Regions from separate parts of the Homo sapiens genome. Here region 2 is linked to region 1. Evidence: read pairs that join two places in POLR2A ChIA-PET (ENCODE). Cell type or tissue: Panc1. All regions are shown on one strand. Each heading gives the region's core, and the rest is flanking DNA. Links, peaks and the distances in the headings are about the cores only.

What was found. ChIA-PET counts read pairs that join two places held together with the same protein. Peaks named below come from ENCODE experiments on the same cell type or tissue, not always from the same donor. Only the 100,000 strongest peaks of a DNase experiment are listed, where the experiment ranks them.
Region 2: POLR2A ChIA-PET joins it to region 1 with 5 read pairs; 1 of 35 experiments calls an interaction of 5 or more read pairs at or near these places.

Annotation. Positions count from the first base shown.
Region 1 is chr5:17,224,576-17,240,584 of GRCh38, reverse strand. All of the region lies in intron 1 of BASP1 (brain abundant membrane attached signal protein 1), which reads right to left. Among named protein-coding and RNA genes, the nearest start is that of BASP1, 15 kb to the right of the region's middle. RefSeq lists enhancers at 11,305-11,384, 12,505-13,005. In Panc1, for the core only: no CTCF peak of the experiment used is centred there; no DNase peak of the experiment used is centred there; H3K27ac peaks cover 2,603 bases.
Region 2 is chr5:16,794,646-16,810,654 of GRCh38, reverse strand. It overlaps MYO10 (myosin X), which reads left to right. Exons shown (of 41, transcript NM_012334.3): 4 at 15,822-16,009. Among named protein-coding and RNA genes, the nearest start is that of MYO10, 130 kb to the left of the region's middle. RefSeq lists enhancers at 782-1,281, 3,765-4,265, 4,266-4,766, 15,374-15,901, 15,902-16,009. In Panc1, for the core only: no CTCF peak of the experiment used is centred there; no DNase peak of the experiment used is centred there; H3K27ac peaks cover 864 bases.

The sequences.
Region 1 (16,009 bases), core at 2,543-10,542:
GAACCTCACTCTGTTTTTTATTTTATTATTTTATTTTACTTTATTTTATTGAGAGGAGTCTCACTCTGTCACCCAGGCTGAAGTGCAATGGCGCAATCTCAGCTCACTTCAACCTCTGCCTCCCAGATTCAAGTGATTCTCCTGCCTCAGCCTCCTGAGGAGCTGCAATCACAGGTGCCCGCCACCACGCCCAGCTAATTTTTGTATTTTTCAGTAGAGACAGGATTTCACCATGTTGGCCAGGCTGGTTTCAAACTTCTGACCTCAGGTGATCTGCCTACATCGGCCTACCAAAGTGCTGGGATTACAGGCGTGAGCCACCATGCCCGGCCAGAGCCTCACTCTGTTGCCCAGGATGGAGTGCAGTGGCATGATCACGGCTCACCCCAGCTTCAAACTCCTGGGCTCCAACCTGTTATTTATTTATTTATTTATTTATTTATTTATTTATCTTTATTTTTATTTTTTTCCCAACATGTTCTATAAGAGCACTAATCCCATTAGTGAAGGTGGAATAATCATGACCTCGACATTTCCCAAAAGGCCCCAGCTCTTACTTAATACCATCACACTGGGCATTAGGTTCCAACGTAGGAATTTTGGTGGAACACATATATTCAAACCATAGCATAGGGTCACTTTAAAATTACATCTCTATAAACAGTTCTGACTACAAAACTAGACAAATGAAAAGAAGCAACACCTCCATGCTACCAGGATAAAATTTCCAAAGACCTCATTACAACGGTTACCAGCAAAGAGGATTTTGAATTAGTACAAATTCACAGATTTTGGGGGTAATCTGGACTAAAAGAGTTCTACTTCACTAATTTAAGCCTGTGTTTTCAAATGAAGGGCAGTATCACATGCAAATACAACACATATATCCAAATTCCTAACTGGGTCCTAACTAGGATCAGCTTTACTTTGCAAGGCTCTAGAACAAAGATAACCAAAGTTGTATTACAAGATTGACAGCCTAGGGTATTTAAACACATCCTGACATTGACACCAAGACCCCAGGGTGAGTGTGGGGTCAACGGTTATAACCAAAAATATGGCCTTCTGTTCCATGTACTAACACACTGATCTGTTTTATTTAGATACTGAGTTTAGTAACCTCAAGAATTATTTACCGTAGTGAATAGGGAGAATTTCCACATTTGCCAAGGCTTTCTTTACGAAAGAGCTGGGCCGGGTGCAGTGGCTCACACCTGTAATCCCCGCACTTTGGGAGGCTGAGGCGGGCGGATCACAAGGTCAGGAGATCGAGACCATCCTGGCTAACATGGTGAAACCCCGTCTCTACTGAAAATACAAAAAATTAGCCAGATATGGTGGCGGGCACCTGTAGTCCCAGCTACTCAGGAGGCTGAGGCAGGAGAATCACTTGAACCCGGGAGGCAGAGGTTGCAGTGAGCTGAGATCATGCCACTGCACTCCAGCCTGGGTGACAGAGCGAGACTCCATCTCAAAAAAGAAAAAAAAAACAGCTGAAGACAGGATGTAAGATTTAGTCAAGTGTTGATTGATATCAAGTAAGGAAGGGAATTGTGTGGTTTTATTCCCCAGCTATTGGATGAACTAAACTGAGCTGACTTCTTACAGGGCTAACATGAGCAAGCACTGAACCAACTGTCCTTTCCTACCCGTTGATCAGACAGCTGGGAAGTCCTCTTGAAGGGAAAGATATTAAAATTTACTGAAGATAACCAAAGTTGAACGGAAAACAGATGATTAATAACTGACACTCAAAAAGAACATTCCACACATTCTTTGAAAACGCATGGAGTCATATCAATATTTAAATACAGTTCACTATGAGTCATGTTTAAATAGTCATATAATTGATGCCATACATCAGATATTTATCAGAAAGCATGAACCATTCGTGGTGCTGGAAAAGAAGATGACAAACTAGGGAAGAGATGGCAGGAGATGAAGGGGAAAAGTAGGTCAGGTTCAGATTTGGAATGAATGCGGTGATGCCTCAGTACATTCAGATGAGACTATCTGGGGATCAGGCGAGCATTTTTATCCCAGCTTCCATGGTTTCCACAGAGCACTTGCATCAAATGCTAGACACACAATACTAAAGGTTTCTCCTCACTGTTCTGAAGCTTGACGTTAGTCTCCATTAACACTTAACTACAGGTTTCATCAAATAGACGTCAAATTATTTCCAAGATAAACATCAGTAGGTGTTAGTTGAAAGGGAGGGGAGGGAGACTCAGCTTCTTCTGTTTCTTTTAAGTTTTATTTTGGTTTCGATAAAAAAAAAACTCAGATAGCCAGCTACGTAGAATGAATTGACTGAACAGTGACCACTTTTCCTGCATAAGACAGCTGAGATGAGGAAGACAACCAAATGAATCTGGAAGATTTCAAAGAAAATGTCCAGTGCTGTACTGAAAAAAAGAGGGTAGTTTAAATAGAAAAAATATATTAATAGAAAGGCACCGAGACAAACAAGTCACAAACCAAATAAAGTGTCAATAGGAGTGCCAATCAAACTGTGTATATCCATCCAAAAGAGAGAAGGCCACTGAGAACAAGAATCCCCCAAATAAGCATTTATGTAATTAAACAGCCTCTTAACATACGTTGTGTTTCATACATGCTTGGCGAACACTGAGAACTACAGGTAATCTTACTTTAGAAAGCAATGTCAGGGGGCCGGACACAGTGGCTCATGCCTGTAATCCCAGCACTTTGGGAGGCCGACGTGGGTGGATCACTTGAGGTGAGGAATTCAAGACAAGCCTGGCCAACATGGTGAAACACTGTCTCTACTAAAAATTCAAAAATTAGCCAGGCATGGTGGTGCATGCCTGTAGTCCCAGCTACTCGGGAGGTGGAGGCAGGAGATTCACTTGAACCCAAGAGGTGGAGGTTACAGTGAGCCACTGCACTACAGCCTGAGTGGCAGAGCGAGACTCCATCACGGAAAAAAAAAAAAAAAAGCAATGTCAGGGGACACTCACCTAGCAAGAACCAGATTATAGAACCTGTTTAAGCATCTTATTTCCAGAGACCTGTAATGTGTGCAAGCTCAACTATAGATTTAGGCAATTTTCTTTCTTCAAAATGAGCCATACCGAAGTCACTAATGTTAAGAACAGGTTCTCAGTCTGTGCTTTAATCCAGAAAAGCATTCTGGGTGAGCTCAGTGAGAGTTCTTTGGGTCCTTCATTAGATAGCCTTATCACCTTTCTTTCTTTTTTTTGTTTTGTTTTGTTTTGAGACGGAGTCTCGCTGTGTCGCCCAGGCTGGAGTGCAGTGGTGCGATCTCGGCTCACTGCAAGCTCCGCCTCCCGGGTTCACGCCATTCTCCTGCCTCAGCCTCCCAAGTAGCTGGGACTACAGGCGCCCACCACCACGCCCAGCTAATTTTTTGTATTTTTAGTAGAGACAGGTTTTCACGTGTTAGCCAGGATGGTCTGGATCTCCTAACCTCGTGATCCGCCCACCTCGACCTCCCAAAGTGCTGCAATTACAGGCGTGAGCCACCATGCCCAGCCACCTTATCACCTTTCTTTACAATACCTCCATCAAGAATTCTTGGTTGTTTACTACCCGGTGGGCTGGTAGATTTCATTAGCTTTCAAAGTATACAGAAAAATCTCAGCTTTTGAAAATTCCAGAGGAATGACACAGTAGCGCAAGCAGCTTTTTAAATATACAGAATTTTGTTTTATTTACATCGACTGCCTATTAAGAATTTTTTTCTGAAGATTAGAAGATACCAAGAAAAGTACTAAAAACATTTTTTTCCCTTAAGATATGGGTCTAGTTAAGAGTGCATTGCTCACCATATTTGAACCACTCAGCTTTCAGATATCAGGGTCTTCATATCTTTAATTCCTATTATTAAAATATTTCTGGGTTTTTATTTCCAACAATAACATGAAAAATAAACTCTTAGGACCTGCTCTCAGGATATATTCAGTAGCCATCTAACTACACAGGAGAGGATATGAACAAACAGTGAACATTTTATCAATCAGGAAACTAGCTCTCGGCCGAGCGCGGTGGCTCACGCCTGTAATCCCAGCACTTTGGGAGGCAGAGGCAGGCGGATCACCTAAGGTCAGGAGTTTGAGACCAGCCTGACCAACAAGGCGAAACCCCGTCTCTACTAAAAATACAAAAAATTAGCCAGGCATGGTGGCAGGTGCCTGTAATCCCAGCTACTCCAGAGGCTGAGGCAGGAGAATTGCTTGAACCCGGGAGGCAGAGGCCACAGTGAGCCGAGATCACGCCATTACACTCCAGCCTGGGCAACAAGAGTGAAACTCCATCCCAAAAAAAAGAAAAGAAACTCGCTCTCTGGATAACCTGCCCAAGATCCCTACAAATGTAAATACTGGTTTAAATACGTGTAATAAGAAATCATTTTTGCTTTTCTCCCCCAAGGTAGAATAGTCTTAAAGACTAAACGCAAGGGTGGGGGTGTCCAATCTTTTGGCTTCCCTGGGCCACACTGGAAGAATTGTCTTGGGCCACACATAAAATACGCTAACAATAGCTAATGAGCTAAAAAAGAAAAAAAAAAGTCTCATGTTTTAAGAAAGTTTGCAAACTGGTGTTGGGCCACATTCAAAGCAGTCCTGGGCAGAGAACTGGACAAGCTTGGACTAAAGCAGTGATTCATAAAGAGCAATTACTCTGGGCCAAGTAGTGTCTGAAGGTCTAGGAAAACAAAAATCAGGCAGAGTTCCTACATCCAAGGAATCTCCCTGTGGGGTCATGGGAAACAATCATCAATTTCAGATGGTGGTTAGTATAAATCAAGCTGGAGGATGAAGGCTGGAGGAATGATAAAATACTAGTTACCAATCCTGTCTTTCATTTGTTGACAGATTTCATTTTAAAAAACATCATGGTCAAGAGTCCCAGCTACCTTGGTAAGCTATTTGCAACTCAGGAGTCAAGAGAAAGGAGCACTTTTGAGCAAAAGTAACGTCGACATCTGAATAGGGATGTAAGGAAATGTAATTCATATGAAAAAACATAAAGAGCAGGCCAGGCGTGGTGGCTCACGCCTGTAATCCTAGCACTTTGGGAGGCCGAGGTGGGCTGATCATGAGGTCATGAGATCGAGACCATCCTGGCTAACACGGTGAAACCCCGTCTCTACTAAAAATACAAAAAAAATTAGCCCGGCCTGGTGGCGGGCACCTGTAATCCCAGCTACTCGGGAGGCTGAGGCAGGAGAATGGCGTGAACCTGGGAGATGAAGCTTTCAGTGAGCCAAGATCGCACCACTGCACTCCAGCCTGGGTGACAGAGTGAGACTCAGTCTCAAAAAAAAAAAAAAGAAAAACATAAATAGCAGACGGGAGCAACAGCAATTCTTCCTGTTTCTCAAGCTGAGTGGCCCATCTTAATGCAGTTAGCCTGTCAGGTGAGAGCCCCAGCAGAAGACACTTCCCCAAGGAGTCTGACAGTAACTACAAACACTGTGTTCAAGAGCTAAAGCATATTCTTACTGTGTTTTAAGAACTAGCTACTCTTGGAAATCTTTTCCTTCAGTTTCTAATCCCCAAATGCCTGCTTTTTAATGGAAATTTAAGATGTGTAAATCTCTTTTCTATCTAGTGATTAAGACCTTTAAACTAAATGTAATCGATGCTGAATTCTTCCATATTCTCTACAGTGATATTCACATAAAACTCTTTAAATAATAGCCAATTGAATATCTCACTGGAATATCTCACATGGCTTAGTCAGGCAAAAGAGGTGGATCTAGGGACAGATTGAAGAAAAAGAATATAATTGATCGGAGTAGTAAACTTAATGACTATCTGCTGTTTATATCTCTACCCCATGTATCTACGGACCAACATTTGCTTCGCTGTAATTACTGATTTCCTTGTTTGCCTTCACCCACTGTAAGCTACTTAAAGGAGATGCGTCTCCCAACTCCATCAATAAACAAACATCAATTCTGCAATATTTTAGTGTGGTTTGTATGTTCCCACGTCACATTCACATGGTAGAAAAACCTCATGTCAGCTGTTCATTTGTATACAAAAAAACAAGTTTGCAACATATTCTTGGCATTTTGAAATCACTTGAACCACTTTTAGGAAGTTTTATCTGAGAACTACATGAACAAATGCCACTGATGTTTCATTTAAAGAACAAATTCATCACAAAAGCAATTATTTGTACCTTTTAACTATATAATTTTTTTTTTTACTTACGGCTTCAAATGTGTAAGTGTATATCTTGCTCATCCAATCCAATAACATATTTATAGAGCAGGAATAGAATAATCTTCATACAGTTGAAGTATGATGTGTGCCTACAATAGCAGAAGACTGAGATACACACAGACATTTCCTGAAGTCGAGAAATGGTAGACTCTAAACATCTACCAATCACTCCTTGGGCTTGTTTGTATTTTCCAGTATTGTTTTTTGTTTGTTTTGTTTGTTTGTTTGTTTTTGAGACTGAGTCTCACTCTGTCGTGCAGGCTGGAGTGCAGTGGCGCGATCTCAACTCACTACAACCTCCACCTCCTGGGTTGAAGCAATTCTACTGCCTCAGCCTCCCCAGTAGCTGAGACAACAGGCGTGTGCCACCACGCCCAGCTAATTTTTTTGTATTTTTAGTAGAGATGGGGTTTCACTATGTTAGCCAGGCTGGTATAGAACTCCTGAACTCAGGCAATCTGTCCGCCTCGGCCTCCCAAAGTGCTGGCATTACAGGCGTGAGCCACTGCGCCCGGCCTGTATTTTCCAGTTTTGAAACCAAAATGACACCATCACCATCACTAGCAAATCATATCAGAATGTTGAAAAAAAAAAAACAAAGAAAAGAAAATATCATCTACTTGGAAACACACATCAAAAGGCGTATCAGTCACCTAATTACTCATCTGTGTCATAAATTGCTCCTCAACCATCGATACCATGTCATTCCAGCTAAGTACACAACCCACAAGATGAGCCAAGGCTTCCAAACAAAACATACAGTAGGTCTGTGAGAAACCAGGAGGCAGTATGGTGCACTAGAGACTCGAAACATTAAGATAAAAAATTAATTGCAAACTGCCCTTCCCATTCTACTACCTGATTTAAATAACACTGACATGGCCTTCTGGACTAGATGACCCACAGCCAGCTCCTTCAGATCTTACCCAGGGAGTATCAGCTGTATGTTAGGGGAGGAACACAAAGAAGGGGAAGGAGATATAGGAGTTTCAGCTGAAGAGGATGCCACTGGCCAATTCATGAGCTGAATTCATTTAAAATGAGACAATCTTCAGACCAAGTATTGATTTAATAAAGTGCCAAGTGTTTATGGCATAGATTATAGAGATGGTATGAGAATATCTTATATTTCAACCCAGCTCACAGGTATAGACAATAAAGACGCCTACCATCACCTCAACTACAACTATAGTTTTAATATGCAAACCAGAAGCCTATGAAAATAAAAATTTTGCAAATAAAGGATCAACATCCAGAAATGTTTTGGAATGAGTAAATTGTATTGCTAGAACTAGACATGCTTACTGGAATCTTGCATTATTATTTAACTACAGATTACTTTAGAAATCAATTTCATACCATTGTGAAAAGCTACAAACTTTTTTATTTAATAAGAATTCCATCAATAAGAATCAGCAAAAGAAAACTAGACATTGATCTGATGAGAGATCTCAAGATGGACACAAAAATATTTCTAATAATCCTAGTTAAAACTAAGTCCGATGGCTGTCTCATGTCTCAGAAATGAGACAGCAGAAGGTGAATGTTGACCATCTAAGAGGTATGTGACATGGAAGAGGAGGGGGAGTAAATCACAAATGATGTCTTAGTTGTGCCCCACCTCCTCCTCCAAAAAAAAAAGAAAAAGAAAAATCCACGGTGATGTTTGCCAAAGGTTCGTTACAAGCTGGTTCCTGGATGTGAAAGTAAAGGACAGCGTTCTGAAATGTGCCTTATTTGCACAGCATGATGTCACATGACCATGAAACATGCCCTTCCACGTATCCAGCCCTTTACTGGACCACAGGTTCGGTTAGGTGCTAGAAACTGACATCCAAAGATGAACAAAGCAAGGTCCTAACCTCGTAGAACTCACGATGCAGAGTAAGTAGTCACAGCGCAGAATTAGAGCTAAATTCGTTTTTACTTCATTAGGTTTATAATTGACTAATGTGTAAAGATTTCAAGCCACCTGCTTTTCTAGGGACCTGATGTTCGCAGCTTCACAAAGGCTGTTACTAAAATGCATTCAGTTAAGTTGTTCAATAATGATTGATCCAAAGCAGACCAAAAGCATTCAATAACCTGGAAGGACAGACGAGGAGTGTAACCACAATCATCCTCAGCTTTCACTCATCGTGTTGTGTTTCTGAAAGGTTCCCACAATGTAATACTATTTGTCTCCCTCAAATAATACACAGCTTCATTTTTCATTTCGGACTCTACCTTGGGAGGACACTCAGATGCATGAGCCATCAGTACTCATTACTTGTAATGTCTCAGGGCTTTAGAACAACTACTGCTAAGGTTATTGCCTGGAAACAGAATAATTACTGTAATTGGAGTTCATCAGCTATTCATCTTCATAGTAAGCACAACTGATGAGGTGAAATTTTGGCCCATTTATGGAAGTCATCTCAGCTGCCAAAGGCGATGTTCAGAAGACACGTGCTCTCCATGAACATAATGTACTGTAGACAACCTTCAACACTGAACAGACATGGGGTGCTTGGTATGGATCAGAAATTGTTATAGGGCACTGTTATGGGTCCACAAAACAGACACATCCCTGCCTCCTGGATGTTTTAATCTAGAGGAGCAGAGACGTTACATAATCTCATCAATTCTGGCAAATGCAGGGACAAAAATGCCCAGTGCCAGGAGGTGTGGGAACATCTTTGCAAGAGTGACATTTAAGCTGAGATCTGAACTAGGAGTAACTTCAACAGTGGGGAAAAGAATATTCCAGGCAGAAAAAGCAGTAGGCATGAGCTTGGAGCCCTGGGAGACCTGGGAGCCTGTTGGTATGGCTGAAGAGGGTGGGTGAGAGAGTGTGTAGGAACGGAGGTAAGAGACGAAAATAGAAGGTGAACATGCTGAGAGCCGGTGTTTTATTCCAGGTTTAATGGAGAGTTAGGCCTAAAATCTTAAGCAGAGGAATGTCATGCTTGGATTTAGGAGAGTATTAGGGCAGTGATCCAGGAGAGAATAGAAGCTTCCACTAGATTAATGGCTTCAAGTAGAGGGAAATGGACATATGTGAGTTTCACTACCCAGGAAGGAGGCCATATGGGGAATTCCAGGAGACAAGCCTAGTTTTCTGGCATGATTGGAAGAAGGTGCTATCTACCAGGAAAGTGAGTGCTAAAGGTCCTCACTGACATTGCATTGAAAATAGACACTGCATAAATTTTAAGAGTTAAAATTTTTAAATTCTACAATAACTTACATCCTATGTTTTATGTAGAAAACAATTCAGTGAAAGTTGTTATAAAAGACATTAAACAGCATCGTTTCAATTATTTTTAAGACCAGTGGTTTGTTTATCTAGTGTAGTAAAATTAAATTGTTAATTCTCAATTTCACTGGGGATTCATGAGGCAATATTTGTATTGCCAGAGTTAACGTAATGTGACCTTAAATTTGAGCCAGGAAAGCAATAACTGAATTACTTGACAGGGTACGCCTAAAAGTCGTAAACTGTTTTAAAAAGACCCTCTCGGGCTGGGCGCAGTGGCCTGTAATCCCAGCACTTTGGGAGGCCAAGGCGGGTGGATCATTTGAGGTCAGGAGTTGGAGACCAGCCTGGCCAACATGACGAAACCCCATCTCCCCTAAAACAAAAGACAAAAATTAGCCAGGCATGGTGGCACACACCTGTAATCCCACCTACTTGGGAGGCTGAGGCAGGAGAATCGCTTGAACTCGGGAGGCGGAGGTTGCAGTGAGATGAGATCACACCACTGCAGCCTGCATCACAGAGCGAGCCCCTGTCTCAAAAAATAAAATAAAATGAAATAATAATAAAAAGGACCCTCTCAAAAGGGTTAAGTGTAGACTTACCCACACCCACACTTGTTGAGAATGCCCCTCAAAAGAATCCCTGTAAGTATCACTACTTGTTTTATTGCTTGGAAAGGCCCCAAAATTCATTAGCCTTGGTTTCTATAGTCATGGAGGATTTCCATGATTCCCGACACACACTTCCCTTTCCTCGGTGTCCCACTGATTCATAAACTTTCTGTCAAAACCCCCACCACTCTTCCTGCACTTGCTTCTATTCAAGCCCCTGCCTTCTGTCTTCAACCCCAAGTCTCTATCCAGTAAAATCTGTTCCACCGTTAAGAGTCTGTCTAATGAATCCCTAAAAGAAAGCACAGATGCTAGAATAGGATTTTAAAGTGGCCTAGGCATCTGGTCAACTCTTCTGTCTAGAACAAGAAGGGCTCTCTACCATTGCCACTCTGGGTAGGAGATTTTAAAATGAGCTTCCCCAGGATCATTCCATTCTGATTTAGAAAACTCAAGTCTGGGCCAGGTGCGGTAGCTCATGCCTGTAATCCCAGCACTTTGGAGTTCAAGACCAGCCTGGCCAAGATGGTGAAACCCTATCTCTACTAAAAATACAAAAAAATTAGCTGGGCGTGGTGGCACACGCCTATAATCCCAGCTACTTGGGAGGCTGAGGCAGAGAACTGCTTGAACCCGGGAGGCAGAGGTTGCAGTGAGCCAAGATAGTGCCACTGCACTCCAGCCTGGGTGACAGAGCAAGACTCCATCAAAAAAAAAAAAAAAAAAACCCAATCCTACCAACATGTTGATCTTGGACTTCCAGCCTGCAGAACTATGAAAAAATATATTTTTGTTAAGTTATCCCATCTGTTATTTTGTTATGGCAGCCTGAGTAGACACAGGAGGAGAGCATTGGTGCCTCTCCAACTTGTGTTAATGCGGGTGCATCTTCCCAGCCTCTCCCAGACTTCCCTTCCTCTTCTCCTGCTCTGGGCTTTCGTCCCCTGAACACAAAGTGAGGAGGGAACAGAGGGGCTCAGAAACAATAGGTCATTGACTGCTGACCTAGAACAATGCAGTTTTGCTTCCTGTATTGTACTTACCAAAAATTCTGCCCACATAAGGGGAATTTGAACACTTCTTGGAGCAGAAACCAAGGGCTTTCTTTCCCCTCCCCTCAGCCAGGAGCAAGGCTGCACAATTACTATGCTCAAACGTCCCCAAGTACAGCCATTTCTTCCTTTTCGGAAGGGTTTTCAAACCTTATTTAACAAGACATGCCACTGCTCACAGGTGCCTTTTCCTCTCTCAAGCCTGGAACTGTGTAATTAGCTAGGGAAGTAGTTAAATGTGTTATCAGAATCAGATTTAAGTGGAAATGTGTCCCCAGCCAGTTAAACCTCACACTAACCACAGTGCACGTTAGTGTCCTCAAACATTTGATTCTATCTGTGGATGCTTTCTCTACCTGGTAAACTATGCAAACAACTGCTAACAGGTCAGGGCTTGCTGGTTTGCCACGCTGTGTGATATCCTAAGAGTTTTGTTTTTTTTTTAATAGGTATACATCTCTGAATTCTCACCCCCTTCCAACAGGAAGCACACTCAACTCAAAACTGGCTTGGGTTTCTTCCACTCCCCTTAGAAACAGCAGTAACATTTTTTGCAGCATTACATCATTCTGGACTTCTTTGCCCTTTTTCTGAGATTCCTGGCTAGCTCACTGAAGAAAAGACAAAGAATCCCGCTTTAGTCGTATGCTTAGCCAATGCGGATCAATACAGAAATGAGACTCACAGGTAGGAACTACGGATCTAAAGAAAGCAAGTTAAAGGAATAGTGTTTGTACGTGTGTCCCAATCTGCCAACTGGTCCCTCTATCCATCACTTCCTTCTCCCCTTAACGTGGCAGTATTTGTTGCTGGAAACAAGGATATGGTCAAAGAATACATTGCTAGTCACAGCATTAAATTTCAACAAGGTGATTTGATTTAAGCAAGAAGGGCTAATTAACACGGGTTTGGGGTGAGGTGGAGAGATATGAAGCTTGTTGGCTTTTAAATTCACTTCTTTGTTAAATTCACTTTTAAGTTAAATTCCCTGCATTTAAGAGTTAGTTAAGTTAAACATAACAACTTAGAAATATTCATAGGACTCCTTTCCCATTAAGAATTCATTTCATTTAACACTACAGTTCTTACCGTAGTGGAACCATGTTACCATTCCATTGGATAGTTACCTCTCTCTGCATTGTGGTCAGTTGAGTTCTCTTACGATGACCCCCTGTACCTGTCCACCCAGAAAACTTTGGTACAGATGAAATCAAAGCCCAGGCTCTCTGTCTGGATGGCAGAAATAAATCCAGTTACAATAGAAAAGTAGAGGTGAATGGAATAAGCCACTTATGTCCTGTTTTTGTCTCTTCTACCAATGAAAGGATAACCAAACCTTCAATGAGACTTTCCATCAGTCAATCATCGGGTCAGATGAGGAAAACTAGTAACATGCAGCTGTGAGTCAGAAAAAGAAACACATACCTGGGAAGCATTATCAATCTTGTCTTAACAACCTTCTGGAGAACATTGGTACAAACACTTGTTACTATCTGCCTGAAAACCAAACATTTGAAAATTCTGGAACCAGGTTTCTAAAGTCCAGTTGGGTGAGCCTTGGGAAATATGAGCTTGGGTTCTCAACAACAGATCACCAGGGCTACTGAGCAAAACCCAGTGCCACAATAAACCTCCTGTCAATAGGGTGGCATTCACCCTGTTTACCTGAGGTTGGGTGATTATGAGAAGCCTTTGGAGGCACTGTCATCACCAATTGTTAATCGAGATTCTTTCTTCCTTAGAAAAATGAGTTATTGGCCGGGCATGGTGGCTCACGCCTGTAATCCCAGCACTTTGGGAGGCCAAGGAGAGCAGATCACTTGAGGTTAGGAGTTTGTGACCAGCCTGGCCAATATAGTGAAACCCCATCTCTACTAAAAAATACAAAAAAATTAGCCGGGCATAGTGGCGGCACCTGTAGGCCCAGCTACTTTGGAGGCTGGGGCAAAAGAATTGCTTGAACCTGGGAGGCGGAGGTTGCAGTGAGCCGAGATCGTGCCACTGCACTCCAGCCTGGGCGACACGGCGAGACTCTGTCAAAAAAAATATTGTATATATATATATATATAAAAATTAGTCAAGCTTGGTGGCGTACACCTGTAGTCCCAGCTACTAGGGAGGCTGAGGCACGAGAATTGCTTGAACCCAGGAGGCAGAGGTTGTGGTGAGCAGAAATTGCGCCACTGCACTCCAGCCTGGGCGACAGAGTGAGACTGTCTAAAAAGAAAAAAGGACGGGTGCGGTGGCTCACACCTGTAATCCTAGCACTTTGGGAGGCCAAGACAGGTGGATCACGAAGTCAGGAGTTCAAGACCAGCCTGACCAACATGGTGAAACCTTGTCTCTACTAAAAATACGAAAAAATTAGCTGGGCATGGTGGCGGGTGCCAGTAATCCCAGCTACTCGGGAGGCTGAGGCAGGAGAATCGCTTGAACCCAGGAGGCTGAGGTTGCAGTGAGCTGAGATTGCGCCACTGCACTCCAGCCTGGGCGACAGAGCAAAACGAAAAAAAGAAAAAAAAAAAAAAGAAAAATGAGTTATTCAGAGAAGATTCCAGGACACTTTATCTAATCACAGTAATAATGGCTATAGTAAATACCCAGGTGATCATCTAACCTCACCCTGCCTTCTGGGTGCATTGCAGAATTAAGGAGTGGGAAGTCACTCCAGAACTCTCTGCCTGTCCATCTAAAGTCAATCTGATTTCTCTACATTTTCCTTTTCTCCAATCATCTTACACCTAAGGCAAATACAGACACTGTGATCCTCTAATGAAATAGCTGAGAACATTAGTAAGGGTTAAAGACAGCAAATATTCCTACAGCCTCTACAGTTTCCAAGGCAAGCTCAGAGAAGGACAGGAGACCATCCTATGAAGACCCAATAACTCCGAGGAAACCTTTCTTCTCTGTCTCTTTAAGAAACAGCTAGTTCTCTCTGTCAGTGGATACTGTTTTCCCCCTTTTGATACACTATTTCCCCCATTAGATCTTGTTACTATTTACCTTGGTTATTGTATTAGTCTACGTGGTAATGGTGTTTTGAATAGACTGTCAAAGGAAAAATGAAGTGGGTCTTTTCAAAGTCACTTTGCCATGCAATTCAGGAAATTTGTAATTTAGAAAGCTCAACCAGGAAAAGTTTTTATCTAACAGCTATTTCTTCATAAACTTAAAAAAGAAGTATTTTTCTCTAATAGAACCACAGCTTTTCTTTAAAAAGACAAAGAAGTTTTAATTTTGGTTTATTTTAGGAATATATCCATTTCTGAATCTACGTAAGTGTAATAATTAAAAGCATTATGAAAATAAAAGTTACCTATTAATTGTGGGTTTCTCTGGAAAATGTAAATTCAAACCTGCTCTTATTGACCTCAATATGTCATTTTAAATGTGAAATTAAAATTGTGTCTCATCAAAAACTAAACTTATCACAGATTATCCAAACACAAATGCACACAGTTTACATTTACCAACATCAGTTTCAAACATCCCAATAGTATGCTTTAGAAAGTGTTTTAGCATCTTAAGCACTTATGTTCCATATTTTAAGGACTACTTCAGAATCTAACAGATTTTTTAAATCCTCTAAATCACCCCAAATACTATAAATGGTAATTTTAAATAAAAAAGATTAAACATCCCGTTGTATGCAGCTCTCAAACCAATAAGCCAGATAACGCTAGAAATCGGCATAAAAGCTCTCCATCCACCACCTGCCACGACAACGTGCACACTGGATCTGCCAAGAGGGCCCCGAGCATTTCAGGGGTGGGTGGGATGCCTGACTGCTCCGCTTGCTCTATAGCCCCCAAATAAGTCTAAAGCCAGCTGGCGTTCTTTTCAAACACATACCCACCATCGCCAGCTTCCCAGCCCCCAACCACTGTGCATTTTGGGAGAAAAACAAGGATTTAACTTAAATTTTAGAAAAACTAAAGTTTAGTTTTATGAAGAAAGTTATTTCAGTGCATGCCATATACTTTTTGGCATATAAAGGAAACCACGTGCACATAATGTAAGAAGCAGAAAGGAGTAAGTTGAGGGGAAGATGGCCTGTGGATGAAGTGGCAGCAGGTAGTGACTGCACCGTCCCCCTGGGGCATGTGTGGTGTATTAAAAGGCCGAAGAGGTCTCCTCTGGGGGAGATCATGAGACGGATATAGGATCCAGACTGGTTTTTTTTTTAATGGTTCTAGGGTACAAAAAAAAATGGTAGAAAAAAAAGTTTTACGTTGCAGACAGTGAGTAAGAGTGACTCAATTAGACATTCTCTGCTTCTCTCTCAGAAGAGAGGGGCAGCAGGAGTGAGGCTTTATGGGGAAATAACCTGGGTTTCCACGCAGCCCATAAGCAGCTCGTGGGACTCTGAGCAACCCACTAACTTCTCTAAGATTATTTTGAGTTCCAAAATGAGTGTTTAGTCATGAGCTTTTAAACCTTCTGCTCCAAGGAAAGTACTTACAAAGGACTGAGGTTTCGATAGTGGTTAAAAGCAGCCACTGGCTTTCTGTAAGTGGATCCTGCGTGGACGCGGAACAAAACAGATTGACCAATTTAGGCAGGACTTGGTTTATTTCTAATCAGGCAACACTAACTACACAGTGGCAGACGGTCTGCTAGAGCCTGGTCCATATCTCAGAGCAAAATTGCAGATAAGTAAGACATTTGGGGTTATGACTTCCATCTGCAATGTCCAAGGAGAAACGTGAAAGTATCAACCAAATCCACATTTATAGTCCTCAGTAAGAGCAACCACAATCATCATACTAGAAAGGAATGACTTAAGGTATTAGTCTCCATTCACTATGACAAGAAGCACCTCTAATCTACAAGCAATTTAACGTAATACTGATGAAATATTAGAAGTATACACTGGATCTC
Region 2 (16,009 bases), core at 6,880-14,879, 430 kb after region 1:
GCCTGGCTAATTTTTAAATTTTTGTCAAGACTGGGATCTTGCTATGTTGTCCAGGATGATCTTGAACTCTTGACCTCAAGCCATCCTCCCACCTTGACCTCCCAAAGTGCTGGGATTTATAGGCATGAGCCACTGCACCCAGTCTGTTTAAAGGTTTCTGAAAGGAGAATTTCTCTAAGAAAAATTTCAGAAGATTTAAGAGGGAAGTGATATGGCTGAGATGAGAAAGGACAGATGGGCTGAGGGCGTGTTGCAGTAATTCAGTAGGGGAGGGCTGAGGGTTTTAGACCAGGGTAGAGATGGGAGAAAAGTCATGGGGACTGTAGGGAGGGAGGTGATGGAAGAGGCTCCATGTCACTGTCTCCCGGTCTTGTCAAGTGCTGTGGCTGTGAAAACGTGGCACCGTCCTGGAAGCTCCTGAGCAGAGTGAGAACAAGTGTTTTTTAGGTGCCTGTTTTCTGTCTTCCTGTGCTCTCTGGCCCTGGATCATCTCAAATTATTATGTACCCAGCATCTAAGCACAGTGTTGACAAGAGCAGGAGAGGTTTCTGTTGCACCGAAGGCAAGCTCAGTGGCCAGAGTGGAAGGGCTGCCAGGTTCCGAGGCGTGGCAGTTTTGTTTCCTGCTGAATGGAAGAGAAGCACATTCTCTTCATTACAGGGATTGTGGAGCTCTGGGTCAGTTGCGCAGAGGAGACTCCTCTCCCAGTCTCTAAGGAATGGCTCAAAACCACATCACGGGGAGAGCTGCAGGGAACTTCAGCGGTCGCCTGCAATTATGGTGTTGAGGCTGGCTCCAGAGGAAGCTCTTCCCTGTTCCACCCAGCCTTTTGGTTAGTTTGTTTGTCTTGCCGAACAAACAGCACAGAGATCAGAATCAAAGGAGCCAATTTTAAGAAATGGGGCTGTTTCTAAAGATAAATGCTTCAGTAAGCACGAACTATGCTTCACAGCTAATGTATTTTTAGATGTTTCAAAAATATCCTCCTTTGGTTAGGTGGCATTCCAGCCCAAATCTGCAAATGTGTTTGATGTTGCTTCTGAATTAACTTTGAAGCCTGCATCTGTCAGGCAAAATGTGTTAGCAGGCATCAGCCAGAGAAAGGCCTATTGATTTTAGCAGCCGGTTGAACAGAGTTCACCTGCAGGGAAGTCACGGCCTGCTTGCCATGTGAAGGCTGGGCATACCCTGCCGTGGACTGGACTGTTTGGGAATCTTGCAAATTGAAATCTGTGTTTCATTTTCTTGAGTTGAGTCTTCCCAAGGTAGACTTGGTTGGCTTGTTTACATCCCTTTCCAAGGCTCGAGTCAAGTCACAGCGCGCCTCTCACGGAGGCAGCGTGGCCTGAAGGCCGCGTGGTTGGTTGGTTAGCACTGCCTTGGCATTGGGGTGCCCTTGGGACAGATGAACGCAGTGCAGTTTGAACACACTTGGGGCAGATGAACACAGTCAGGACTTTCTGGGTTTTTTTGGCTTTTTTTTTTTTCCACATGAAATCAAGACTCGTAGCCAAAAGATGATTGTAACCATCTGTCTGACTATATGTATTTTAAAACTTTACCAAACATTTATGCTCCGGAGTGGCCGCTTCCACATCAGCACATGAGAGTGGCAATTTGAAACTTGTTTTTTTGTGATTTTTTTTTTTCTTCCTTGTCTCTCTTTGGGTTTAGATTCCTTTCAAGGCTGGGCGTGGTGGCTCATGCCTGTAATCCCAGCACTTTGGGAGGCCGAGGCAGGCTGATCACAAGGTCAGGAGTTTGAGACCAGCCTGGCCAACATGGTGAAACCCCATCTCTACTAAAAATACAAAAATTAGCCAGGCGTGGTGGCGGGTGCCTGTAGTCCCAGCTACTTGGGAGGCTGAGGCAGGAGAATCGCTTGAACCTGGGAGGAGAAGGTTGCAGTGAGCCGAGATTGTGCCACTGCACTCCAGCCTATGCAATAGAGTGAGACTGTCTCAAAAATAATAATAATAAAAAAGATACATTCCTTTCAATCAGGAGAGAATTTTAGTCAGAAAGTCACTCAGGTGAAATGGAAATGCCAGCCTCTACCTTGAAGACCTTGACTTCAGTTAACAGCTTGTCTCTTGAGATGGTTTAATTTTCAACAAACTTGAATGCTTCACGATTTTTAAAAAATTGTTTCTAAGTGTTTATTTTTTATTTTTATTTATTATTATTTAGACCTCACTCTTTTGCCCAGGCTGGAGTGTAGTGGTGCGATCATAGCTCACCACAGCCTCCAACTCCTGGGCTCAAGCAGTCCTCCTACCTCAGCTTCCCAAGTAGCTGCGACTATGGGTGCGTGCCACCACAGCCAGCTAATTTTTTGTATTTTTAAAATTTTTTGTAGAGATGGAGGCTTGTCGTGTTGCTCAGGTTGGTCTCAAATTTCTGGCCTCAAGCGATCCTCCCACCTGGGCTTCCTAAAGTGCTGGGATTACAGGCATGAGTCACTACACGTGGCTGAAATGTTTCTAATTGTTTAATTGGACAACATCAGACAATTGGGTTATGTAGAAGATAGTGGGCATAAAGCACTAGAAGACAGTTAAAACATGAATTTATTTGGTGGATTGGTGGTGAAATCATGTGTCCTCAGCATATCGATGCTGATGCCGCCCTGCCTGGGTACCAGGCTCTGTGTTAGGCTCCAGGGATGCAGAATGACTCTGGCTTACAGGAATGGCTTGTTGAAAGACTGAGTAAATGAAAGGTCCCTAATTGATTAGTGAAGACAGACACAGGCAAACGATGAACAATAGCTCAGGGTGACAATGGGTGTGATAAAAATACATGGGAACACAAAGAAGGAGCGTCACAATGAGGAGGGGATGAGAGGGTCAGAAAATGATTCCTCACTGAGGTGCTATTAATAGTTGGCCTGAGTTTTGAGCATATGTAGAGGAATTTGGCCAAGAAGGAGGATAGCTGTCCTGGCAGCAGATCATCATGTGGAAAGACGGAAATATTGTGATGCATTGTTATTTAATATCCAACGCAGGACATTCTAGATGCCAGAACAAAGGTTGCATGCTGCTGGCTGGCAAGGCGGTCGAGAGCAATGGAGGAAGGAATGGCTCTGTGCAACTCAGTGAGCTTGAACGGACTCATGAAAGCTGTAGGGGATAACTTTAAGCATGCGTTTTGGGGAAGCGTCACTTGGTCACAGGGTGGTGGATGAGAAAGGAGGGGCTTCCAGTTAGGAGGGGTTACTGTGTGAGATACCGAGAGGTAGATGCTAAGTGTTTAACTGGGTTTGGGGGCCAAGTAAGCTGAATTTCTGTAGGATTACTGGATTACTCATTTGGGTAGGCTGTGGTGCCATTTGTCAAGTTGTCACTATGTGTGAAGTAACAGGTGTTTGGGGGAGGTTAGCCATGTCTGTTGAGCTTGAGCCAGTGGACCACTGAACATATGGATCTGTAACTTACAGCTGAAGTTGCACTCAAGATAAAGATTTAGGAAGTAAGTCACTGCCGTATTTAGCCGAGGTGTTTGAGAGAGAAGGAAACGGGGGGATGGTGAGTACGAAATAAATCTGGATAATGGATCTCACTTCTTAACAACTCTTCCCTTTAGCTGCCATAGCACAGACTTTAAATAACCCATTTCCCCAGTGCATTTCAAATTGTATCTTCTACATCCAGCTTTTCAGGACTACATGACGAAAAGCATTGTGGTTTTATTTTCATTAACAATAGCGATGATACATACCTCTGATTTCTGTAGCACATAGCGGTCATGTGGGGTAACAGAGGATCCCTTGTTGTTACTGATCAGAATCTTAGTCCCGGGGGAGTGAAGCAGTGCCAGGGGAGGTTCTTCAGGGCTGTGGACTTGGTGTCTTCTGACTTGACCAAACCATGCTGTTTAGATGAGTTATTTCTGCATTGGGATTGTGATATCCAACCTGGGTCCCTTGGTCTCTATAAGCATCCTGTATGAGGCCACTGAGTCACTTTAAGTTTTCTCAGTTATACTTGATTTTTTTTTTTTTTGAGACGGAGTCTTGCTCTGTCGCCCAGGTTGGAGTGCAGTGGCACTATCTTGGCTCACTGCAAGCTCCTCCTCCTGGGTTCATGCCATTCTCCTGCCTCAGCCTCCTGAGTAGCTGGGACTACGTAGTAGGCGCCCGCCACCACGCCCAGCTAATTTTTTTATATTTTTAGTAGAGATGGGGTTTCACCGTGTTAACGTGGTCTCGATCTCCTGACCTCGTGATCCGCCCGCCTCTGCCTCCCAAAGTGCTGGGATCACAGGTGTGAGCCGTCGCACCCGGCCTTTTTTTGGAGGTAGAGTCTTACTCTGTGGCCCAGGCTGGAGTGCAGTGGCGTGATCTCGGTTCACTGCAACCTCTGGCTCACTGCAACCTCCACCTCCCGATTCTTCTACCTCAGCATCCCCAGTAGCTGGGATTACAGGTGCCCGCCACCATGCCCAGCTAATTTTTTTTTTTAAATTGTAATAGAGATGGGGTTTTGCCATGTTGGCCAGGCTGGTCTCAAACTCCTGACCTCAAATGACCCACCTGCCTCAGCCTCCCAAAGTGCTGGGATTATAGGCGTGATCCACTGCACCCGGCCAGTTACACTTGATTAAAAAAAAATTATTGGCTGTATTTAAGATACACAACATGATATTTTGATATACATATGCATGCTGAAGTCAAATGATACTTGATTTTTTGGGGGTGTGAAATTTGACACTAGGTGTTATACCCTTAGGCCTTTTGAAAACCTTGACTTGGTAGATTTTAGATTGAAGAGATGAAGTGAGCTTCTCCAACATTTTTAAGCAATTTGTGCTGCAGCTGTTCCAAATTATTAAAATGGGCAAGGGAATGTATTTTGGGGGTGAGTTATGTGGAACTTTTCTGACAAGAAAATGTTTTTATGTGCTTCAAAATAGAATGTACTTCCTATTTCTGAAAAGCCATTAAACCGACCAGCTTATTTATTCTTGTGGAATTTGAAATCCAACATGAGGAAACCGGTACGTGGCCCCACCTCGTGTTTGGGAGCTGCATGTGTCCACAGTCTTAAACTGCATGGCATCATCATGGCCGTTTGTGGAGCGGTAACAATATCTTTTCATAGAGTGAGAAATGACGTGAGCCCATGGCAAATGTTGTCTCATAGACCTTAGGATTTCTTTTTTTTCTTTTCTTTTTTTTTTTTTTTTTTTTTTGAGATGGAGTCTCACTGTGTTGCCCGGGCTAGAGTGCAGTGCCATGATGGTTCACTGCAATCTCTGCTTCCTGGGTTCAAGCGATTCTCCTGCCTCAGCCTCCCGAGTAGCTGGGATTACAGGCATCCGCCACCACGCCTGGCTAATTTTGTATTTTTAGTAGAGACGGGGTTTCACCATGTTGGCCAGGCTGGTCTTGAACTCCTGACTTCAAGTAATCTGCTGGCCTTGGCCTCCCAAAGTGCTGGGATTACAGGTGTGAGCCACTGCACCCAGCCAGAATTTCTTACCACACTTTATCTTTGCTTCACTTGACACTTAACAAGCTAGCTCTTTCCCCACCTCCAGCTGCCATTTTTACTCACGTTACATGTTGAACTTTTCTTATTACTCAGTGAACCTCTTACACATGTAGCCTATACTTCAGTGACAAAGTCATCCATGCAAATTGAAGAGTGGGGTGGTAAGTTTAAGATGGGGGAGATAAGATGTCCTTGACTGTAATTATTTTTGCCAAAGAATGCTTGACATTTCAAATAATTTTTTTTGAGGTGGGGTCTCACTGTATTACCCAGGCTGGAGTGCAGTGGTCATGGCTCACTACAGCCTTGACCTCCCCAGGCTCAGGTGATCCTCCCACCTCAGCCTGCCGAGTAGCTGGGACTACAGGCATGCACTACCACACCCAGCTAATTTTCGTATTTTTAGTAGAGATGGGGTTTCGCCACATTGCCCAGGCTGGTCTCAAACTCCTGGGCTCAAGCCATCCTCCTGCCTTGGCTGGTCTCGAACTCCTGACCTCAGGTGATCCTCCTGCCTCAGCTTCCCAAAGTGCTGGGATTACAGGCCGGAGCCTCTGCGCGCGACCATAATTTGTCTTTCTTGAAATAAACGATTGGGAACTATGACTATGGTTGCCGGTGTTATTTTACATCCCTGTTTTAGCAGGTTCAGAAGTGCCATTTGTCATGTGCATGGACACAAACAGTAAAAACCCAGTAGTAAGTGAAGTCCTTCTGTGAGCTGAAGCCCTTCCCCCACTCCCTTTGGTGACCTGTTACGAAAATACTTCATTAGGGCTTGGGCTGCTGTATCACCTTTTGGTGATTGGATTAAGGGGGTAAAGACCCCGAGGGAAATCTCAGAGGAAGGAGCCTTTGTGGAAGTTAGTCAATGCAAGGTGAGGCCCTGAGCAGACCAGGACAGCACAGATGAAGGGAGTGGGTGGGTCGCCCTGGAGTTAATGAAAAGTGGAACACACGGGACAAGGAGACGTCAGCCATGGTGATGAGGTGATGAGGTGATGAGGCTGACAGAGCCCTGTGGGTGGATGGGTGATGGAGAAGGCATTCGCTGTAGATCCACAGTGTGGCACATTCTCAAAAATCCAGGGTTCCTGCCTTCACTCTGACTCACGGGCTCCGTGACCGTAGGGACAATATCTTATTGTCCCCTTGCCGGTTCCATTACCTGTCAGAAGAGGCAGGAGCAGTGACCTCTGCTGCCCATCACAGGGTTATGGAAGAGCAAATGAGTGGGTGTGCGAATGTGTAAACAATCCTTTTGGCCATAGGTACTAAATGGAGGTAGGTAGTCTAAGGGAGGCCTTTGAATTATTAATAAGTAAGTAATATTGGGCTGTTGTCTACTGAGTAATTTTTATACAATGAGGCAAAATTTTCTATAATCTTAAGAAATCAGGTTCTTTCTTTGTACCAGCCAGACACACATTTTACATATTCTTTCCTTTTTTGCTTTTCAAGGAAGAGATTTCAGATTATTGAGTTTTGGTTCCAATTAAATCTGGTCGTTTGATGTTCCTGTTGGTTTGTGGGAGTTCATTTGCTGAATTTACCGCCAGCCACAACATAATATCTTTATTAATTATTTAAACTCTGACATTACTGTCTCCCTGAAAATATCAGTGCCTTTTGTTCTCTCTTCCTGAATAGTCTATAGCTTGTCACCAGAACATTTTTATTTAATTTGGGTTCAAATTTGAAGGTGTGTATGCTGAAACTTTTTTTTTTCTTTTGAGATAGGGTCTCACTCTGTCAGGCTGGAGTGCGGTGGCACAATCTTGGTTCAATGCAACCTCTGCCTCCTGGGCTCAGGTGATCCTCCCACCTCAGCCTCCTGAGTAGCTGAGACCACATGTGTGCACCATCATACCTGGCTAACTTTTTAATGTATTTTTTGTAGAGACAGGGTTTTGACATTAGTGCCCAGGCTGGTTAACTCCTGGACTCAAGTGATCCTCCCGCCTCGGCCTCCCAAACTGCTGGGATTACGGGCATGAGCCATCAGGCCTGGCCTTTTTTTAAATTTAATTTTTTTTTTAAATTTTTTTAAAGAGACAAGGTTTCCACTTTGTTACCAAGGCTGGAGTGCAGTGATGCAATCACGGCTCACTGAAGCCTTGACCTCCTGGGCTCAAGCCATCCTCCCACCTCAGCCTCCCTAGTGGCTGGGAATACAGGCATGTGCTACCACACATGGGTAAATTTTTTTTTTTTTTTGAGAGAGAGGATCTCACTGTGTTGCCCAGGCCGGTCTTGAACTCCTGGGCTCAAGTGATCCTCCCAAAGTGTTGGGATAACAGGCGTGAGCCACCACACCCAACCTCTAAAACTTTTTATTTAAAGTTAAGGAGCATAATGTTTCTTGTTATTTCCTCTCAAGTCTGTGCTTGTTTTTAATCTCTCTTTATACTTAGAGATTAATGTATTCTATACAACACCATAATTCCCAGCATTACTTATTTTTTTTAATTTTTCTTTCTTTCTTTTTTTTTTTTTTTTTTAGAGACAGTCTCGCTCTGTCCCCCAGGCTGGAGTGCAGTGGCGTGATCTCAGCTCACTGCAAGCTCTGCCTCCCGGGTTCATGCCAATCTCCTGCCTCAGCCTCCTGAGTAGCTGGGACTACAGGCGCCTGCCACTACGCCCGGCTAATTTTTGTATTTTTAGTAGAGACGGGGTTTCACCCTGTTAGCCAGGATGGTCTCAATCTCCTGACCTCATGATCCACCCGCCTCAGCATCCCAGAGTGTTGGGATTACAGGCATGAGCCACTGCACCCGGCTCCTATTTTTTTCTTTATTAAACTAAAAAAAAAATTTTATTTTGGTAAAATGCATGAACAAAATGTATCACAGCCGTTGTTAATGCACAGTTCGATAGCGTTAAGTATATTTACGTTACCCTGCAGCAATCTCCAGAACTCTTCTCCTCTTGCAGAACTGAATCCATACTCATTAAACAACAGCTCCCCATTTCCCCCATCTCCAGCCCCTGGCAACCACCCTTCCACTTTCTGTCAATTTGATTATTCTGGATCCTCATATAAGTGGAATTGTACATTTCCACTTTCTCTATCAATTTGAGTATTCTGGATACCTCATACAAGTGGACTCGCACAGTGTTTATCTTTTTGTGACTGTCATAATTCACTTAGCATAATGTCTTAAGGGTTCATCCATGTTGTAGCAAGGGTCTGAATTTCCATCCCTTTCAGGGCTGAATAATTCCGTTGTATGGATGTGCCACATTTTTTGTATCTGTTCATTTATTGGCAGACACATGGGTTGCTTCTACCTTTTGGCTGTTGTTTACTGAATATTTTTTATACATGGTATAAAAAGTTTGAAAAAACATCCTTGAGTTAGTGGCAATATGCAAAAAAGAATAAGAAAGTGCTTGGAGGATGTGGGTTTAAGGAAAATCTTGAAAACAGCAGATGCCGGACATGTTATGAACATATGTATCTTAGTTTTCTCTTGTTTAGAGTACGAAATATGGTCTAAACCATAGGTTTAGAAATTTTTGTAGAGTATGAATTTTTTCTTTTCAGAATATGAATCACAAAACGAGAAGGACCACAGCAGTAGCACCTACATTCTTACAGAGTCATGTTGGAATATAGCCATGTACCATTAAATGTATGATCTTAGCCAGGCATGGTGGCTCATGCCTGTAATGCCAGCACTTTGGGAGGCTGATGCAAGCAGGCCAGATGAAGCCAGGAGTTTGAGAGCAGCCTGGCTAATGTGGTGAAACCCCATTCGTCTCTACTAAAAATACAAAAATTAGCCAGGTGTGGTTGTGGGCGCCTGTAATCCCAGCTACTCGGGAGGCTGAGGCAGGAGAATTGCTTTAACCCGGGAGGCGGAGGCTGCAGTAAGCTGAGATTGCACCACTGCACGGCAGCCTGGGCAACGGAGCGAGACTCTGTCTCAAAAATAAATAAATGCATGATTGATCTTTAAAAATCAGGAGCAGCTGTTTAAGTGCTCTTTCTCTACCCAACAAGCAGAAAGGGTCCTGACCATTTTTTGAGGAATTTGGGGAGTTCAACTCATGGTTCAGTTTAAAGCTATAAAGTAGATCATGGGGCATGAAAGATCGTCACACATCTGAGGCAGGCAGCTTCTAGGGTGCACGTAACTTTTATTTATTACTTACCTTAAAAGGTGAAAGGTTTTAAACATACTGAAATACAAATCTTTTTGGAAAAGAATTTTTTTTTTTCACTTGATGTGATATATGGTGTGTAAAATGAAAAGCAAAATAAAAGCCTGGCTTGGTATCTTCTGTTACGTTAACCACGCATTCAGACGACCTTTTACCTGAAAACACTTTTCAATACCCCCTGACATAGTGGCCCTTGGAGGAAAAGCCTTTCATTCCACAGGAGATTTGGCGCTTCCTTCCAACACAGCCACGGGGGTGGCGCATGGCAAGGCTGAGAAAGAACCAGTGTAGTGAGGCCAAGCAGATTGGAGAACAGCGGAAGCTTAGGAGCCTGGGGTGGTTTCATTGTAGATTAGAAGATAGAGTCTTCCTCACTTGCTGTGGGCATCGCTTTTATGGGCGGAGAGCCTGAATGAGTCCCAGAATCCTCAAGAAAAGATGAAATCAGGTTCCTAACCTGGGTAAAGAACCCACGAGCACATGCTGTACCCTTCAGAAGCTTCTCATCAAAACGGGAACAATCAAGGCTTTCTTGCCTAAAGCAGCAACAGTCTGTTATTAATATTTATGCAGAATTTTAAAAATATATTTTTAAGTAGAGATGGGGTCTTCCTATATTGCCCAGGCTGGTCTTGAACTCCTTGGCTCAGGCAGTTCTCCCACCTTGGCCTCCAAAAGTGCTGGGATTATAGTCATGACCCACCGTAGCTGGCCGGGATTTTAAATTTATTGACAATGTGTAGTAATGAGGGACCATATTTTTTTCATGGTAACTCACTAGGCTGACTGACAGATGAAGCATGCATTTTATTGTAAGAGTCAGATACAAAGATCAATATTATTGTAGGAAAAGTGTGCAACCACCAGAGCTGTGCTGGTCATTGGCCATGATTAACATCTTCTATAACTAAACCAGCTGGATGGTTTTGGTCTTTCACTCTCGAACCGTGTGCTTTTTGAGGCCATCTGGTAAAGTGTTCTGTTTCACAGCATGCCCGATTATCTTTTCTTCTGAAAGATGGTGACTCAGAATTGATTGGTGGCAGTAGTGTGGGGTGGCAGGGACTCGGCTTAGCAGAGGAGAGTATCCCGATGCCTTTTGTGAGCTGCGTGACCATCAGCAAGGATGCCACATAATTCTGCAGAGTCTGTGGGCTGCCTCCCCAGGGAGCGTCCGCTGTTAAGAGTCCTTTCTCAGCCGGGCACAGTGGTTCATATCTGTAATCCCAGCACTTTGGGAGGCTGAGGTGGGTGGATCACCTGAGGTCAGGAGTTTGAGGCCAGCCTGGCCAAAATATATGAAATCCCGTCTCTAGTAGAAATGCAAAAATTAGGTGGGCGTAGGGGCACACACCTGTTATCCCAGCTACTTGGGAAGCTGAGACAGGAGAATCGCTTGAACACGGGAGGCGAAGGTTGCAGTGAGCCGAGATTGTGCCACTGTTCTCCAGCCTGGATGACAGAGCGAGACTCAGTCTCAAAAAAAAAAAAAAGTATTTCTCTTCTAAAGCACTGCTGATTCTGGTGGAAGAGGACCTGTGGACATTGATTTCTGGGTTGCATATGTTGTCTCTAGTTGCCACAGCTACTACATTGTCATTCTGAAACATTTAAAAACTATTTCACTGGACAAGGTGTGGTGTGAATTACTGTAAAAAGTCAAGCATGAGACCATTTTGGATGTTGCGTCTTCACCTTTGCTAACAGGCTTAATGCCACTTTGTCTTCTACCTTCATTCAAAGCCCATGTCATCCACACTGTCAGAACGAGCAGTATCTTAAAAGGATGCTCTATGGCTAGTGAGGTTCCCCAACCAGGAGGAGGAATATGGTTTAAAAAACATGATCATTCTTTTGAAGAAAGCTGTGTAAGAAGTTTTAATAATGGTTTTATAAGTAAATCAGTGCCTTAAGAAAGAAAGGCTCATCTTAGAATTTTACAGCAACCATACAAACGTGTCATGAATGGGGCATGCAAAATGATATGGGCATATCATTTTTTAAAAGGTGTGTTAATGATGGGTGAATATCCTAATAATAAATTAATTAAATTTAATAATAAGCTTAATGCCCATGACTGTGGCTTTCACCCTCTGCTTGCAACTGAGGAAGAGGATTGGTGTGTGCTCAGTTGAGCCCGCCGTGTTGATGGTTGGCAGTGTTGACTGTTGCTTGTCAGCTTCCTCTGACCTACCTGGCTGCATAAAGAGTGACAGTCCTGTCACAGTAGGGAAAAAAATAAGAATGTATTTCACAGTAAAAATGAACATTTTTGATACTTAGCAGAAAAAAGAAAATAATGTAAACAACTATCAAAAAGGTAGAAAACAAACATGGCATTTTAAACAAAGTAGTGGAAGGGGCCAGGCACTCACAGCCTCAAGTATTGTCTGCCTGCTCCCTCACCTCTGCAGATGTTAGATAGAAGGAGGCACTGGAGTGTCTGTGGTCCAGGCACTGATGGAGGATGGAGGCATCCCAAGGAGTAGGACACTTTTTTTTTTCCAACTTCCATCTTTTTTTTTCTGGCCAAATCTTCCCCATAGTGCTCCGACAGGACAAAATGGGTTTTCTAGAGAGTTGATGTTTCCAAGGACCTGAACATTTACTCATAAAAGCACCAGATCTTTTTTTTCTAATTAAGGTGAAATTCATTTAACATAAAATTAACCATTTTGAAGTGTACAACTCAGTGGCATTTAGTACATTCACAATGCTGTACAACCAACAACTCTGTTTCAGTATGCTTTCTGCTGCCAAAACAGGATACCACACACTGGGTAATTTATAAGGAGCAAAAGTTTACTTGGCTTATGGTTCTGGAGACTGGCCAGTCCAAGAGCATGGCGCTGGCATCTGGTGGGACCCTCTTGCTGTGTCATGGCCTGAGGCATCACATGATGAGAAAGCTTGAGTGTGAGACAGAGAGAATGCATGTCGAACTTACTCTTTTATTAAGAGCCCACTCTGCAATAACTAACTCACTCCTGCAATAATGGCATTAATCCATTATGAGAGCAGAGCCCCATGACATAATCAGCTCTTACCTTTGTAATCACCTTCCTAATACTGTTACAATGGCAATTAAATTTCAACACAAGTTTAGGAGGGGACAAACATTCAAACCATACAACCTGTATCTTAGTTCTACAATATTTTTATCACCTTAGGTGGAAACCCTGTACCAGTGAAGCAGTCATTCCCCTCTCCTGCCACTGTCTGCTTTTAGCAACCACCCATCTTGCTGTTTCTATGGACTTAACCTATTCTGGATATGTGAACTTTTGTGTCTGGCTTAATATGTCTCCAAGGCTCATTCACATTGTAGCATGGATCAGCACTTTATTCCTTTTTGTGGCTAAGTAATATTACATGGTGTGGGTATGCCACATCCATTCATCTGATGATGGGCCCTTGGCATTGTTTCCACCTTTGGCTGTTGTGAATGGTGCTTCTGTGAACATGTGTGTACAAGTGTTTGAGTATTTTCTTTCGCTTCTTTTTGATATGTATCTAGGAGTGGAATCGCTGGGTCATATGGTAATATCTTTTATGTTTTTAACCTTTTTTTAAATCTTTTGCTTCATATTATTTCCAAAACACATTCCAGGTTGAGTAACCCTTATCCAGAATGCTTGGGACCTGAAGTGTTTTGGACTTCTGATATTTTCTCTGATTTAGAAGTATCTGCATTATACTTACCAGTTGGGCATCCCTCATCAGAAAATCTGAAATCTGAAATGCCCCCATGAACATTTCTTTTCAGCATCATGTTGGTGCTCAAAAAGCTTCAGATTTTACAGCATTTCAGATTTTGGTTTTCGGATTAGTGATACTCAACCTGTATGGACTTATTTGCATTTGAAAAGTTATACTGAACAAAACAATACTTTGCTTGATGTTCCTGGCTGATACTATGAATATAAAATATTACAAATTGCTATAATATGGTATAGATGCTCTCAGGATGTTTGGACTTTCTGTCTAGTTTTCTTGTTTTTTGTTACCCTCCGCCAACCCCCCTGGGTGTATGCATCCCTGGTGTCTTTTTGTGTGTTCAAATTTCCTCTTCTAACAAAGACACCAGTCAGATTGGATTAGGGCCCACCCTAATGGCCTCATTTTAAGTTAGTCACTTATTTAAAGCCCCTATCTCCAAGCATAGTAACATTCTTAAGTACTTGGGATTAGGGCTTCAGCATGTGAATTTGGGGAGAAGGCATGAATCAGCCCTTAACAGCCCATAAAGCCCTAGACACACTGTACGAGCTTTGTAAAAGTTGGTTGGTGGTTAGTGGTTGATGGTGGTTGCAGGACTCTCTGCTCCCACCCCTGTCTGACTGACTTCCCTAGTTGTGTCTGAGCCTGGAAGCCAGGTAATCAGAGTTAGTATTTCCTGTAAAAGTAGAAGTGAATAGTTATGTCCACATGGAGAGGCCTAAGGCATTAAGCTTTGGTAACTCTGTAGCCTCTATTTATTTATTTATTTTCCTTCTTTCTTTCTTTCTTTTCTTTTCTTTTCTTTCTTTCTTTCTTTCTTTCTTTCTGTCTTTCTTTTCTTTCTTTTTCCTTTCTTTCCTTTCTTTTTCTTTTGTGTTGTGTTCTGTTCTTTTCTTTTTCTTCCCTTTCTTTCCTTTCTTCCTCTCTTTCCCTTTCTTTCCTTTCTTCCTCTCTTTCCCTTTCTTTCCTTCTTTCTTTTCTTCTTTCTTTCTTTCCTTCTTTCTTTCTCTCTCTCTCTCTCTCGCACGCTCGCTCTTTCTCTTTCTCGCTCTCTCTCTGTTCTTTCTTTTTTTTTTTTTTTTTGACAGAGTCTCGCTCTGTCGCCCAGGTTGGAGTGCAGTGGCGCAATCTTGGCTCACTGCAACCTCCACCTCCCAGGTTCAAGAGATTCTCCTGCCTCAGCCTCCCGAGTAGCTGGGATTACAGGTGTGTGCCACCGGGCCTGGCTAATTTTTTGTATTTTTAGTAGAGACGGGGTTTCACTCTGTTAGCCAGGGTGGTCTTGGTCTCCTGATCTTGAGATCCTCGCACCTCGGCCCCCCAAAATGCTGGGATTACAGTCGTGAGCCACTGCGCTCGGTCTGATACCTAGCATTTTCGAAATGGTCACGTTATCTTTTAAAAGCTGTAGCTAACTCTGCATAGCATAAAATTTGCCATTTTGACTATTTTGAAGTGTACAATTCAGTCATATTAGGTACATTCACAGACCTAGCACTTTGGGAGGCCAAGGAGGGAGGATCACTCAAAACCAGGAGTTCGAGACTAGCCTGGGTAACAAAGCAAGACCATGTCTCTACAAAAAAAATTAAAAATAAAAATAAATAATAATAAGGACATTCACAATGTTCTGCATCCACAAGTACCAACCACTTCCATAACTTTTTTTGAGATGGAATCTCACTCTGTCGCCCAGGCTGGAGTGCAGTAGCACTATCTCGGGTCACTGCAACCTCTGGCTCCTGGGTTCAAGTGATTCTCCTTTCCCAGCCTCCTGTGTAGGGATTACAGGCAGGCATCACCATGCCTGGCTAATTTTTGTATTTTTAGTAGAGATGGGGTTTCACCATGTTGGCCAGGCTGGCCTTGAACTCCTGACCTCAGGTGATCTGCCCGCCTCAGCCTCTGGAAGTGCTGGGATTACAGGCATGAGCCACCAGGCCCGGCCCACTTCCAGAACTTCCCCATCACCCTAAATAGAAACTCTGCACCCATTAAATTGTAAATGTCCTTCTCCCCCAACCCCTGGCTACCTCTCTTCTCCTTTCTGTCCCGTCACTTTTTAACCATGCTGTTTCACAGTAGCCATTTAATGAGACAGGAGACTGGACCTGGCCAGTCCTTTGCCCATGGGAAGGGATTAAGATTGGTGAGGTCAGCGGGGAGCAGGGATCTGGGCCTGGGGAGCAGGGACTGGGCCTGGGCCGCCTCACCATCTTCCTTCTCTTGTTTCCCTTTCACTGCCATCCCTCTTTGAAATGGCTTCATTCATTTGTCCAGAATATCAAGATTTGGTACCCAGAAAGGCAGGGACAGTGTGCACCCGGGAGACAGAAGACGTCTTTCCCCCTGGCGCACACTCGGTGGGTTTTGTTGGAGCTCATCCAGTGGCCTGGGTTAGAAGTGACGCATCCCTGTCTCACTCTGTGCTTGCAGACCTACATCGGCTCCATCCTGGCCTCCGTGAACCCCTACCAGCCCATCGCCGGGCTGTACGAGCCTGCCACCATGGAGCAGTACAGCCGGCGCCACCTGGGCGAGCTGCCCCCGCACATCTTCGCCATCGCCAACGAGTGCTACCGCTGCCTGTGGAAGCGCCACGACAACCAGTGCATCCTCATCAG